2 separate regions of the Homo sapiens genome follow, and region 1 is linked to region 2. A link is a contact called in ENCODE Hi-C data. All regions are on one chromosome and are shown on one strand. The core of a region is the stretch at or near the end of the contact, and the rest is flanking DNA. Distances in the headings are between cores, read along the strand shown. Region 1 overlaps TSPAN5 (tetraspanin 5). Region 2 overlaps RAP1GDS1 (Rap1 GTPase-GDP dissociation stimulator 1).

Region 1 (7,646 bases), core at 2,678-5,177, 64 kb after region 2:
CTGGTGGCCTCAGTAGGGGGAGCTGTAGAGAAAAATTAGAAGGTGCGATGGGAAGGAGAGGTGTGGACACAGGGGGTGTCTGCATGAGTGCGTTGCTTAGAGCAGAAACTGCCCAGAACATTGTATCTTCACTGTCACATAGATTACTCTGTATTTCCAGATTTTCCTTTTATTATACTGTATTTGATCATAAACTGAATATTTCTTAATACTTGCCACCAGCAGCCAAACATTCCCATTATTTACATTAATGATGAGTGTATTTGATACTCAAACATGAAGTTATATCCCACTTCCTTCAATCCACATGCTAATAGTTGTTTACCACATAACACACTAAAAAAAATCGTTTTTATCTTGAGTTATCTTCCAAAGAGTTGAAGAAAAAAAGCAGAAGAGAAAAAAAGGCTACAGGTGGTTTAGTGATATTTATAATCATTACTGGAATTCTTGTGCCTGAGTGAGAAAATATCCCATAGGAACATCGATCTTTGGCTAACTGATCAAATTCCAAGGTATATTCTCTGTTGAGCACGTGTATTGTTACTTCAGTAATTATTTTGATGCAGTCATCAATTTAGGCACAATTCCTAAAGTGTCTTTGAGAGTATGACATTAATCTTCCACCAACACTTTTTCTTGTTAAAGAGCCATGTTTATACTCTGTGGTTGTCAAAGAGAAAGGGGGATAATACATAATATGATGTGCAGCCTCTAACAACCACGATGTGTGCATTGTCATGATATTCAACTTACTTTTTCATTCCATGCCCACAGTCCAATTCCAAGAAATGTTATTCCCAAAAACTGAAAAAGAAAGAAAGCAGTGTAAATATAAGGGAAAATGCCGCTAATATAAAGAAGAAACTTTTCAATCAATTCTTTTGTCACTTTACCTGGCTGGGAAATAGCTTTTCCTAAAGTGTGAGCACTTATCTTTACCAGGAAAATAAATACCATAATCCCCCTACTTAAAATTTTTACAGCATTAAGAAGGGCTGGAGACACACAGTTGGTTAGAAGTCATTCAGATTATGAAGAGTAATAATTAGGTAGAATCCTGAGTACACTGAAATTATCAATAACATTTAATATGCTGCCTTTTAGGGTAGGGGAGGAAACGGATTCCCCATGGATCTGAGGCCTGTGGTCACTAGAAAATGGATAAGCAGAGGCATTAACTTAGAGGAACTGGGATCTTCTCTTCAGTATTGAGCCATTACAAATGGGCCAGGTCAGCGAGGGGCATGTAGAGCCTTGGATGTCCCTCTTTGATCATGCCTTCCAAAGGTAACAAGAATCTTATCAATGTAACCCAAAGAAAATTCCTAAGTTCTGTTTTCAGAAACTTCGATTGTGTAAATTTTAGTTCAGAGGACCTCCCACCACCCTTCTTGGTTTTGACTCAGTTCCACAACTTCATGCATACACAGAGTATACAACACATGGGACTGAGTTACGCATTCAGCCCTAAGGCAGAGGCACATCTCATACATACCCACAAATCTCACCGTTCTGTCAATTAGCTGTGTTGAGGACTGGGGGAATGCCAGGAGAGGAACAGGTGATAACCAGGAGGGCTTTCCATTTTACTGTTTTTCTTTTTTTTTTTTTTTTTTTTGAGATGGGGTTTTACTCTCTCACACAGGCTGGAGTGCAGTGGCTCAATCACAGTTCACTGCAGCCTCAACTACCCAGGCTTAACCGAGCCTCCTGCCTCAGCCTTCCAAGTAGCTGGGACCATAGGCGCATGCCACCATGCCTGGCTAATTTTTCAATTATTTGTAGAGACAAGGCCTCACTATATTGCCCAGGCTAGTCTCACACTACTGGGCTCAAGCAATCCTCCCGCCTCGGCCTCTCAAAATGCTGAGATTATAGGTGTGAGCCACCACTCCCGGACTAGGGCTTTCCATTTTAATTAATTCTCACTGTATTCCATCTGCTATAAGATACATATATTTTCCCCACATTTGAACACATCTGAAATTGGGATGTATCTTAAAATCCATGGTATCTCATAATTTTTTCCCCCTTGATATAGAAAACAATGGAGTGTTTTGTAACTGGGGCGACACAGACTTGATGACACATTGTACAGAGCTGTCCACCCACTAAAAATCCAATGATCAGGACTGTGTGTAATTGGCCATGAGTAAAGATATGCTTCATCTTTATTATCAATAGCAACTCTCAATTTCCTTTCCAAACACTGAAAAGAGACAAGAAGTTTCAGTGTGATGGCAGCACACCGTTTATTTTACTAACATCTTGATTAAGTTAATGTGAGGAAAGTGGTCCACTGAGAGGGGTATGCAGAGAAAAAAATGAGTGAGAGTGGTTATTTTTTACAGTTCCAGGGAAATCCGAGACCTGCCCACTGGGCAAGGGCTTCACTGTTCTCAGCAGGGAGTTCCTGATACTTTGTAAGCAATCACTAATAAATCCAAACGGGACTTGGACAGATGGCAGGAGCAGAAAGAAAAGGGGACTGACAAAAGACAATTAGCTGCTCCGAAAACATAGTGGTGTTTTTAAAAAGCAGACCTTCCCGAAGCTCTCGACACTCATCTGACATTGAAGCAAGACAACACACAATACATTCTGAGCCCTATACAGAAAATCATGTCCTTGATTTGGCAAGAACTGAAGACCCCTTTCTTCCTACCCCTTGCTCTTATAGGGGACTCCTTGGAAAGTGTTCAGAAAGATTTCTCGTTTTACTATCCCAACTGAAAAACCGTGCTCAGCCCTGGTCAGAGAGCTATTTCATTTTACATTTCAGATCCAAAACAAGTGAATCTCCAAAAGACTCAAAGGTACTTAGGACTCTGTAGCACAAAAGTAAAACAATTCAGCATGTTACTCTCATATTTATAGGTGCTGGGCAAAAGAGAACGACCACTGACAAGTGAGTGTACAGGCTCCCATGAGACCTAGGAAGCACAGAAGCACAGAGTTAAGGCTTTGACTTCAACCCATTGACATCAAACACAACCCAGTGAAATGGCTGACTTTCCAATGCTGAAGCTCCTCATGGACAAATGTTTGGTTATTTTCCCTGACGCAGTATTCACTGTCCCTCCTGCTGCTGATGGTGTGGACATGTTCCTGCCGAAGGCCTCTGCTTGATCGCTAAGATTTGTTTTTATTACTTTCCAGGCATCATGCTTAGTGCTTTGTGTGCAATGTCTCTTTAAAGCTTCACAACAATTTTACTCTGAAATAGGCGCTCTTATTATCCCCTTTTTAGGAAAGAGGAAAATGAGGTTTAGAGAGTTTAAATAACTTGCTCAGAGGCACATAGCTTCTAAGCAGAGGAGCAGAGACTTGAACAAGAGAAATACATGTTCTTAGCAGTCCTGATAAATTCCCCTTTGCTCCCATGATATAAAAAGTTGAGGCATTCAGGCTGGAATTACATGGTACATGATCAGCATATCATATATTCCTCCCCCAGCAAGCAAAGGGGTGTGGAAAAGGTAAAGAGAGATAAAAACCTTGCCTTCACATAAGAACTGGCTGTGGAACAGAAATTCCCCACTTTGGTGTCCACAATGGAGTTAAGCAAAAGAACAGAGAAATTCAATGGTGGGTCCACATTCTCCTTTTTAAATAAAGTTTTCGTCTCTCCTCTTGGCACTTTGAGACAACTTTTTTCATTCACGAGCCATATAAATAGCTTGGAAACCAATGGTTTTCCATAAAGAGGAGAGAGAAAAAAAGTAGGGATTTAAAGAAGACTCACAGACAATTTCCTTTATAATCTTGCTCCCATATTTCCTGCTTTGACTGTGACTTTCCAAACAAGGGTTTAAGAACTGGGAAAGAACACAATTTGAAGTTAAGGGAAACACTCAATACCTAAGCAAGCAAGTGGTGCAAGCCTGGGCCTCAACTTGATACATACCTTCAGTGCTACATCACTAGCAAATGTCCTCCCAATTATTCTCAGACCATATGTTTTGTTTTAAAATCAAGTTGTTCCAGTTCCCAATAATTAAACAGAGAAGAGCCAAAAAACAGAGACAGGCATGCAATACTTGAGGCACATTCAGTTTCCCCTTCCCACCTCCCAAAGAAAAGACAACCATAAACCACGAAACTGACCTCATTCTGAAACCCAGGGAGGCCCACTTGCAGGAAATAGCTGAGAAGTCTTAAAGTCAACCCTTTACTCTTTTGAAATGGAAAAAAATATATCTGAGGCATCTTATCTGAGGCATCTTCCCACATGGCAATATATGCAAATGTACAGTACAAATGTTTGTCAACCCAAATTTTGATGTTTTAAAATAAATAACAATAATTTTGCCGGCATTTGTTGAATGCTAAGTATGGCTAAACTACAGCCACGTGTTGCTTAATAAAGGGAATACGTTCTGAGAAATGTGTAGTCATGCAAACATCATAGTGTACTTACACAAGCCTAGATGGTACAGCCTATGACGCACCTAGGCTATATGGTATAGCCTATTGCTCCTAGGCTACAAACCTATACTGCATGTCACTGTACTGAATACTGTAGGCAACTGTAATACAATGGTAAGTATCTGGCATCCAAACGTATCTAAACATAGAAAAGGCATAGTAAAAACACAATATAATAATCTTATGGGACCACCATTGTATATGCAGTTGGCTGTTAACTGAAACATCATTATATGGCACATGACTACTGTTTCAAACTGAGCTGCACTGGTAAGTGTAAAGTGCAGGCTGAATTTTGAAAACTTAATATGAATAAAAGGAATGTAAAATATCTCATTAATATTTATTATCGATTACATCTTGACGTGATAACATTTTGGATATACTGGGTCAAATATTTAAATTAATTTCATTTCACTTTTTAAAGATAGCTATGGAAAACGTAAACTACATAGGTGGTTTGCATTATATTTTTATAGAATAATGTTGGTACAAAGTATCCCATAACAATATCCCAGGCACTAGATATTGTTTTAATCCCCATTTTATAGATAAGGAAACTGAGGCTTAGAAATTTTAAGGCCAGGTGCAGGGGTTCACACCTGTAATCCCAGCACTTTGGGAGGCCAAGGTGGGCGGATCATGAGGTCAAGAGATCGAGACCATCCTGGCCAACATGGTAAAACCCCGTCTCTACTAAAAATACAAAAATTAGCTGGACGTGGTGGTGCACACCTGTAGTCCCAGCTACTTGGGAGGCTGAGGCAGGAGAATCGCTTGAACCTGGGAGGCGGAGGTTGCAGTGAGCTGAGATCGCGCCACTGCACTACAGCCTGGCGACAGAGCAAGACTCCGTCTCAAACAAAAAAGAAAAAAAAAAGAAATTTTAAGTATTCCTCCCAAGATCATAAAGGTGCCTGAGCTACATTGCTCAGAAAATCTGAATCCTTAGCCCAAGACCAAAACTATTATACTTTCCTAATATGCACAGAATGTTTGTCCACAGAGCAAGCTCAGGGACGGAGAACTGTAATGAAACTCATGCCCTAAGTCTCTAAATTACTCTTTTAATTTCTAGGCATCAAAGGTATGTTTTCCCACCTAGGAATGAGAACAGCCCTCAGGCAGGCTGATGGAAGCCTTCAGGCATAGCAGAAGGACAGCCGGCAGAGCTGACCCTTGGGAACAGCTGGAGAAGAAAATGGCCCCAGCATGTGATGAGGGCGATTAGTTACCTCTGGAGGGACACATCTGCCCCACTTTTCTCTGAATTCTACAAAAGGAAGATCCTTTCCTCCCTATCTGGTGGTTTTCTTCCTTGCTGAACCTCCAACATTTTGAAATTGGTACAGTGCCTTATTCTAACTGGTATAAAAATGGATACTTCAAGAGGCCATTCATCCATTCATTTATAATCTGCAACAAATATTCTTGAGTTCCTATTTTGTACTAGACACTACTTTTCTCTTGGGATAAATGAAGGTAAGAAAACAGAAACAGTTCCTGCCTCCAATGAGCATACAGTCCAGTAAGAGAGAGAGAGAGTCCTCAAATAAAGAGTAAAACGTAAAATCATTCCTAATGGTGCTACAAAGGAGAAACAAATAAGGCCAAAGAAACTATAACAGGGGGATTTGACCTGGAGGGGCATCTGAAGGTTTCCCTGAGTGAGAAATGCGTACATGTAGTCCAAAGGATGAGAAGGAGTTAATGAGCAAAGAAAGGAGGAAGAGTGTTTCAGGCAGAGCAGAATGTACAAAGTCCCAGTAGAGAGAGAAGCATGACAAGTAAACAGGTCTAAAAGGCAATTGCTGTGGCTGGTGCACAGAGAATGGGGGAAGTGGGGAAGGTACAGCAGGTTTGCAATTAGAGACACGAGCATGGACCAGCCCATGCAGGCCTTGTAGCCCACCTTAAGGAATCCAGTCATTCTCCTACAAGTGCCAGGAAGCCATTTAAAGGCCAGCTATGTGTGGTGAGCAGGGGTGGGGTAGGCAGGCAGGTCTTTGCAGATCTGGGCTTTGGAAAAATGAGGATCTGGGCCGCAGAAAAGATTAGAGTCTGAGTGCATCTACAGTGATCAAAAGGAGGTGACTTTGGTAATACAGGCAAGATGTGATCATGTCCTGGGCTGAAATACGGTGAAACGGTCGGAATTGAGAGCTACTGAGAAGTAAAACTGACATTTTCAGTGGGGGTGGGAGGAAGGGGAAGGAAAAGGAAGTGTTAAGGATAATGCCTACATTTCTGGCATCTTCTACAGAGACTATGGCTCTTCAAAATTCCAAAGACTTACATCCCCTCTGACAGAAGTTATTCTCAGGTGCCAATTTCATAACTAGCTTGATCTAGTGGCACTTCTGAAGGACAGTTTTCTTTTCTGTGTATTTTGGCTGCTATCTGAATTCTCTTTGAAATAAATTTCGGTTTGTATACTTTTAAAAAATAAATTATTTAAAAATATACATATATTTCCAACACCCCTGCTACTTTTATTCATAAAAAGCAAATAGATAGATAGATAGATAGATAGATAGATAGATAGATAGATAGATAGTATATATCAAGTTCCTAGACAATTCTTAAATTGACACTTTCAATCCTCTTTGCTTAAAAACATAGCAATTACATTGATGGCATCTGCCCAGGATCCTGTGAACAGACTCAAAATAACAGCACACAAGGTAAATATGATAGAGGAAAATAAAGATCAAGTCAATCTTCTTACCTAAATTGGAGTCACAAAAATATCATCCTAAATAACAATGAATGGAAAAAAACCCAACATTCTGATGAAGTCTTTAAGAAAATGTTAATCCCTGCCTGAATAAACAGGAGAAATGCATTTAAAAATTTAGCATAGAAGGGAGGCAAGGGGAGAAGTGCCATTAGGAAAGTTGTATTTTCCTGAAGCTGCAGCACCTGTACTCTGTATTATATATTTTCTGACACTTTAGTCTGAACAACACTCGTTTTAGCAGGGTCCACACAAATGTGCTAAATACTTATAATAACAAAATAAATGTCTTTATAGAGGAGGGACTTATTTCAGGAATAAAAAAACCTCTGGGGATAATTCTGGCCATGTCAAAGGAGTAACTGTGGGCTGGTGGAAAATTCAATATGCAGAAAGTCAATCCCAGTTTTCCCATTGGGTCCCCGTGTCCCAGTTTGTACATTCAAACTGTCCGGAGTCCTCATGGTAAGATGGCGTG
Region 2 (6,613 bases), core at 2,175-4,674:
GAAGCTATAATGGCATCATTTGGTTTGTTTGTATATTTTGTCTCTATTTCCAGCTCCTAGAATAAGGCTTGCTATTGATGTTCAACAAATATTTGTTGACTGAATGAATGAATCCTGCATCCATGAAGTTTCCAGACTGCCTGAACTAATTCCAGAAAGATAGACTGACTGACTGATAGAAAGTTTGAGATTTGATAGTTTGTCTGACTTTAGGGAAAAAATTTTAACAAAAGCATCCTAAAATCGTAAATGTGAGAGAAGTTACCATCTAGGCCAGCTGCCAGCCATCAATTTGCTAATATGCTAGGAACTCCCATCTCCAGCAAAATAAAGTGCAATTCAAAGTACTCATCATTGTACGGAAAGACCAGAAGGCTGTGCCCTTATCACAGGGGCTACCAAATTAGATGGTACACTGATGTGCCATTGCAGTGGATGGGAGAGTCTACAGACTGTACTCTCGCTTATCTCCTGCTACTAAATCTTAGTCCTAGAGGCCACTATTTATTAAGTTAGTTTGCTACCCACTAAGAGTACATTCTAAGGGAGACAACAGGAGGGAAGAACAGCACAACAAAGCTTTAACTGTCAATCTTGAGCCAGTACTAGAACATAGATGAAAAGGGCAGGAATACAAGCAAAGAAGATGCCTGAGTGCAATGCACTAGAATATACCCCTTTCCCCCCAACCCCATTAGCAACTTGGAGTCATGCCAGCCCACCCACCTAGACCATAACCTCATTGTGCTCAAAGCAAACACTAGCCCATAACCCAGTGTTTTCCATGATAAAAACATGTTTTGAGCATACTGTCTGATAAGAATGGAGACATAGAAGAAAACTTTTTCATCTAAAATGATTTCTTGAATAGAATGCAGTTCTCATATGCAAGCATTAGTCTGAAGTGTTCTGAAAAATGCTACATGTGAAGAATTCAAAAAGAAATGCTCTTTGTTATAATTAGGAGGCTTATTATCTAATTCTCTTGAACATACTGGGTGAGGATATCTAGACATTAAGACATTTAGGTGAGCATTACCCTTTGTATCCAGCTGTTACTGGAATCAGTAAGCTTAAAAGCCACTTAACATTAGGACGCTATAACATTTGTATTACACAAGTGTCTATTAAAAAGCATGTAATAATATTTGGGATGAATCTTTATAGCTGTAGCCAGGAAAACTGAGGTCTTTTTTCACAGGTGTGATCTCTAACTTTGCCTATATACATATAAATAATATGCCATGTAACTTCACTCTGTCGTCCAGGCTGGAGTGCAGTGGCACGATCTTGCTCACTGCAACCTCCGCTTTCCAGGTTCAAGTGATTCTCCTGTCCCAGCCTCCCAAGTAGCTGGGATTACAGGCATGTGCTCTGACGCCTGGTTAATTTTTGTATTTTTAGTGGAGACAGGGTTTTACCATGTTGACCAGGCTGGTCTTGAACTCCTGACCTCAAGTGATCCACCCGCCTCGGCCTCCCAAAGTGTTGGGATTACAGGCGTATGTTTTATAGGTGTGTCTGACTCAAGTTATGTACTTTAAAAGGGTGATACAGTGCAAAGAGTGTGGTCTTTGGATGCTGTCTAATCTATAGTCATATCCTGGGTCTGTTACATACTAGCTGTGTGACCATAGCCAAGTTACTTAAACTCTTTGGGCCTGATTTCTCAATATGACAAGTTTAATAATCCCTACTTCCCTTAGGATTTTCATGACAATTGAACTTTTAGACGTTCAAGACAAGGTGAGATGGAATTGTGATATCTTAGGGCCTAACCTATATACTCCTCTCTCACTGCTGCAGGATTCCCAACTAAAAGGATTCAAAAAACAACCCCCAAACAGCAGACAGTATGCCTATTAATAGTTTGTAATGTAGAAACAAAATGGCTCACACCTGTAATCCCAACACTTTGGGAGGCTGAGGCGTGTAGGTCACTTGAGGTCAGGAGTTCAAGACCAGCCTGGTCAACATGGTGAAACCCTGTCTCCACTAAAAATACAAAAATTAACCAGGCATCAGGGTGCACACCTGTAATCCCAGCTACTTAGGAGGCTGGGACAGGAGAATCCCTTGAACCTGGAAAGCAGAGGTTGCAGTGAGCCGAGATCGTGCCACTGCACTCCAACCTGGATGACAGAGTGAGAGTCTGTCCCAAAATAAAAATAAAATTTTTAATGAAATTGAGCTTTTTAGCTGTAGCCACAGAGATTCTCCCTAACACTTTGAAAATGGACAATACACATCTGTCTCCTATTTATAACACTAGACAGGAACTTAATATGATGACAATTCATTTTTATATATTGGAACCAAATTATCAAACAAAACAAGCCAGGTAGGTACTGCTGCCTGCGGTTCTTCTGACCTTTGCTCTCTTGGTCTGGTGGTCTTCTCTGGTCCACTAGCAGGAGGACCAGAGAAGGTCAGCACCTCTGACCTTGACCTCCCTTCAGGGAGGTTCTGCTCAGCATCTTGGTGCTTAGTTCCTTGATGTCTAGCATAGGCATGTCAGACAGATACCTAAAACACTTAGAACTTAGGAAGGAAGGGATGATTGAATCCAATTCTAAGATGATGTGAGGAAATATTAACCAGAGGAGCTTTGACTTCAGACCCATCTTTGGAGGAACCCAAAATAGTTCCTAATTTCGGCTAAAGCCAACTATCGGTAGGTAGACAGTTCCGTTGCCCCACCCTCCCTTTTCTCAAGTTTCCAGAATGCAACCCACTCTCTACCATGCTTCTCCTACCATGACTTCCTTTTTTGTGTAGGTAAGAAAAGTAGAAGAGGTGTTAATGAATCATATTCTGCTCTTTTCACCCACACAGCCTCATCCCCTAGTACCCAGCAGAAGTTAGAGGAAGTAACACAGCAGAGTGTCCATGTAGATTCATCATATCCCAAAGTAATAACTATTAATTCCTTTGCTTCCCACTCGCCTATTTCTTGTCCTCTTGTTACCCTATCGTGATTGTGAAACACAGTGACTTCCCCTAAGCCACAACAAGTGAGAACAAGATGTTCACTGACCTGAGAAAACCATCTGACAAAAATTCATTTCCTGTTAATGAGAGAACGGCCTCGCATTTGTGTTATAATATGATCTGACAGTTAGTTCATAGAAAGCATGCTTTGTTATACCTGTGCCTAATGTCTGATGCAAAGTTTCAGAATGACCTTCTGGCATGCTTGCCCACAGCAGTTGCCCAGGGTGTATTTACATGGTTGAAGCATTGTGCCATGTGTAGCTATATCCTTTTTTCCCCCCACTTAAGAATTTCTCATGTTACTAACAACTCAAGTTTTTATAAACCTCTTTTTTAATGGCTGCCTATTTTTTGTTCTTTGTTGTGTTCTTTGTGGTTTTGAGATGAGGTCTTGCACAGGCTGGAGTGCAGTGGCGCAATCTTGACTCACCACAGCCGCAACCTGCTGGGCTCAACTGATACACCTCAGCTTCCCTAGTAGCTGGGACCACAGGCATCACTACTATGCCCGGCTATTTTTTTTTTTAAATGTTGCAGAGATGAAGTCTTGCTTTGTTGCCCAGGCTAGCCTTGAATTTCCAGACTCAAGCGATCCTCCCAAAGTGCTGGAATTATAGGCATGAGCCACCATACCCCCATGTTCTTTAATTATATGGCTGTACCAGAATCTTAACCTTTTCCTGCATCTAGACATTCAAGATATATTCTGACTTTTAAAAAACAAACCCCAAATGCTAGGTTGTGTGTGTTTTCAGATGCTAGGGTAGTTCCTCAATTAAAAACTATCTGACTTGCCAGTCCCTCTATTTTCTGCCCCTAATTCTTAAATCAAAGCCCCAATCCTTTCTTCCTCAGAGATCCTGATCAAATTTCTCAGTGAGGCAGAGCTGCCCTGCCCAGCCTCTGTGCAACCCTTCCTGATACACCCTTACTTTTCATCACCTCTTGAACACTCTGCTCCAACCAAGCCCTCCCCACTCTCCCGAGGGAACCCACAACAGCACCTCCTCCTGGGCATCCAAGCGTTACATCACTTACACCCACGCAACATCTACCACCGCCCCATTACCAAATGTATCAGAGTGCGTTCAGAGTGTATCAGAAGAGGTATAGAGCATACCTACAAGTACCTATGGAACTGATGTTTAGCTGATTGGAGTCTAATCACCTCTTAGCACTGCCATCAACTGCTAGCAACATATTTGCGCCTCTAAACAAACCTGTGAACCACCACTCTGATTTCTTCCAAGCTGATCAACACTCTCCAGGCACCACTCACATGGAGAGGGGAGGGAAGGAGTGGAGGGCCTCTTCTTCCACAAGAGTCATCATTAAACACTCTTCATGCTCTTCATGATTCTATCACCTGGCCAATCTGTTTCTTCCTCTATAGACTAGGGATGGCAAACAAACTAGGGGCCCTCACACATGTTGTTTGGGCCACATGGTTGTTGTTTTTTGTTTTGTTTTGTTTTGAGATGGAGTCTTGTTCTGTCACCCAGGCTGGAGTGCAGTGGTGCCATCTCAGCTTGCTGCAAGCTCTGCTTCCCGGGTTCACGCCATTCTCCTGCCTCAGCCTCCTGAGTAGCTGGGACTACAGGTGCCCGCCACCACGCCCAGCTAATTTTTTGTATTTTTAGTAGAGACATGGTTTCACCGTGTTAGCCAGGATGGTCTCAATCTCCTGACCTTGTGATCCGCCCGCCTCAGCCTCCCAAAGTGCTGGGATTACAGGCGTGAGTCACCGCGTCCGGCCTGGTATTTTTTAAAAAAAAAAAAAAGGAAGAAGAAAAGGAGAAAAAATGAATAGCTTTAAACATTTAAAATGTAAGTGATTTTGCATAAAAATCCATTTCTCTGGCTTTTCTTTTAAAATGAGGAGATCTGGAAACCAGGGACTCTACATTTCAGGAGAAGAGCATGTGGGTGGGGCCCCCTTTGGACAGGATATGTCTCTCTACTGGATTAGATCCCCACCTGGCCATTCACCTAAACTGCATAGCCCCTGGAAGCCTATGCATCTGTGACCCTGTGGATGGAGGCTGTCTGCTTCCAGAGCAGGAGAAAGGGAAATGGATTTTTAGGGACAGAGAACAGCACTATGGGAAAGGCCATGTTTAAGGAAGATCCAAATATTTGACCCAAGGTCATTTATATGACCTGTGCAAACTTGCACTGCCTTTAGTCCCCCAGAGAAGACTTGCCATCCTGAGAGTCAGTGACAGCTGCAGTCTGACAAGTGGCAGGAACATGAAAACAGCTGCAAGCCATGCCCAAGCCTGCACTCACCACATCCTGCTGATAGGAGGGAGCTGGTGCTGGCCCTCCTGTTCCCTCTCCTCTCACAGGGCTGGCAGCAGCTTGTGGGACTGCAGGGATTTAGAAAGTCCCTTAGCTGGATCAGGAATATAGCCCTTCTCCTCAGGCCAAAGACATCTTCATCATCATCTTTATCCCATGAGTCAGGGGATCTTATATAATATGGAAGCCTGCTCACCCAGGCTTATTGCGCTCTGCTTTTGGAGGCCTCCCTTTGGAGAATTCCTAACACAGACTCTACCTGCCAACCTCCCAGGCTAACCTGATCAACCACAATTTCCTCTTTATAGCCAACCCCACAGAAATGAGCCTCCTCATTTTAAAGGACTCATATAATTAGAAGTTCTGCTCCATTCCAGCCAAGATTCCAGTGAAAAGAAACATTCTGCTCCTAAATGTTTCAACGACAGCATGTACCGAAGAACAGCATGTTCCCTATATACCCCAGAGTGAGTAAGCCCCAGTGGGCTCAAAGAAAGACCAGATAATTCTCCTTGCCTTAAGCTAACAAGGGTTACATAGACCGGGAGCTAGAGCATGGCAATGGCAGAGGAATAGTTGCCAAACCTTGCGTTTGCTCTGGATGGCCAACCCATAGCCAAAAACATGCCAGAACTCTTACATCCCTACCATATTTGAAAAAAGAATATAGTATCAATAAGTGTTCAAAAAATGTCTTTGTGGCAAATATGAATTATTTCTTCAATATCCAGCTCTCCTTATTAACAGAACCCCGATTTTGTTCAGAGACTAGTACGTCAAGCTTCAAATAGTCCCATTTTCCAGCTTTCCAAGCTAGTGCTACAGTTCCATAGAAATCCCCAGATATGGCATCCTTTAGTAAATAGAAAGGAAAAGACCTGCTGGGCAAATGCTGTTTTGTCCCTTCACCTTTTCCTTTTTTTCCCCTCCTTCTTGCCTCAAATATGCAGCCCTTCAGCAACGATTAGGTAGAAACCTGAGGATGAAGGCCTGTACCTTAAGGACAGTGGAACAGAAAGGTACAAAGAGCCTGGGTCCACAGGAGCATCAATAAGCTGGAGTAGCGGCCCTATGCTGAGAACCCTCATGCTGATGGCAGGAGACACACACCTGACGTTGAAATCCCTCAGGCAGGGTTTTCCATTATTTCAAATGGAATGAAATCTTGATTCATGAAGCTAGTCGTTAATGTATCAAAATCTCCCCTAGGACAATTTGTTCTGCTTAAAGGCCATGGCCACAGACCTCATGACAACAGAATCCAAAGGATTTAAACAACTGGGGCTACCAGTTTTAACCCTCAAAGTTCAAAAATACA

The links. A loop is a pair of places that touch in the nucleus more often than their neighbours do. Pooled maps may share reads with other maps.
Region 1: a loop to region 2 is called in a pooled map, with 4 times the contacts of the local background. The contact joins two enhancer-like sites. A Hi-C loop is called at or near these places in 3 of 37 single-sample maps with no recorded cell type and 9 of 50 pooled maps.

The regions. Positions count from the first base shown.
Region 1 is chr4:98,506,922-98,514,567 of GRCh38, forward strand. TSPAN5 (tetraspanin 5) reads right to left here. Exons shown (of 8, transcript NM_005723.4): 2 at 757-807. Among named protein-coding and RNA genes, the nearest start is that of TSPAN5, 150 kb to the right of the region's middle. Within about 2 kb of position 3,928, at least 4 of the 41 ENCODE cell types and tissues checked have a DNase peak (open chromatin) inside an H3K27ac peak, as active enhancers do.
Region 2 is chr4:98,443,852-98,450,464 of GRCh38, forward strand. RAP1GDS1 (Rap1 GTPase-GDP dissociation stimulator 1) reads left to right here. Exons shown (of 15, transcript NM_001100427.2): 15 at 1-7. Among named protein-coding and RNA genes, the nearest start is that of RAP1GDS1, 190 kb to the left of the region's middle. Within about 2 kb of position 3,425, at least 12 of the 41 ENCODE cell types and tissues checked have a DNase peak (open chromatin) inside an H3K27ac peak, as active enhancers do.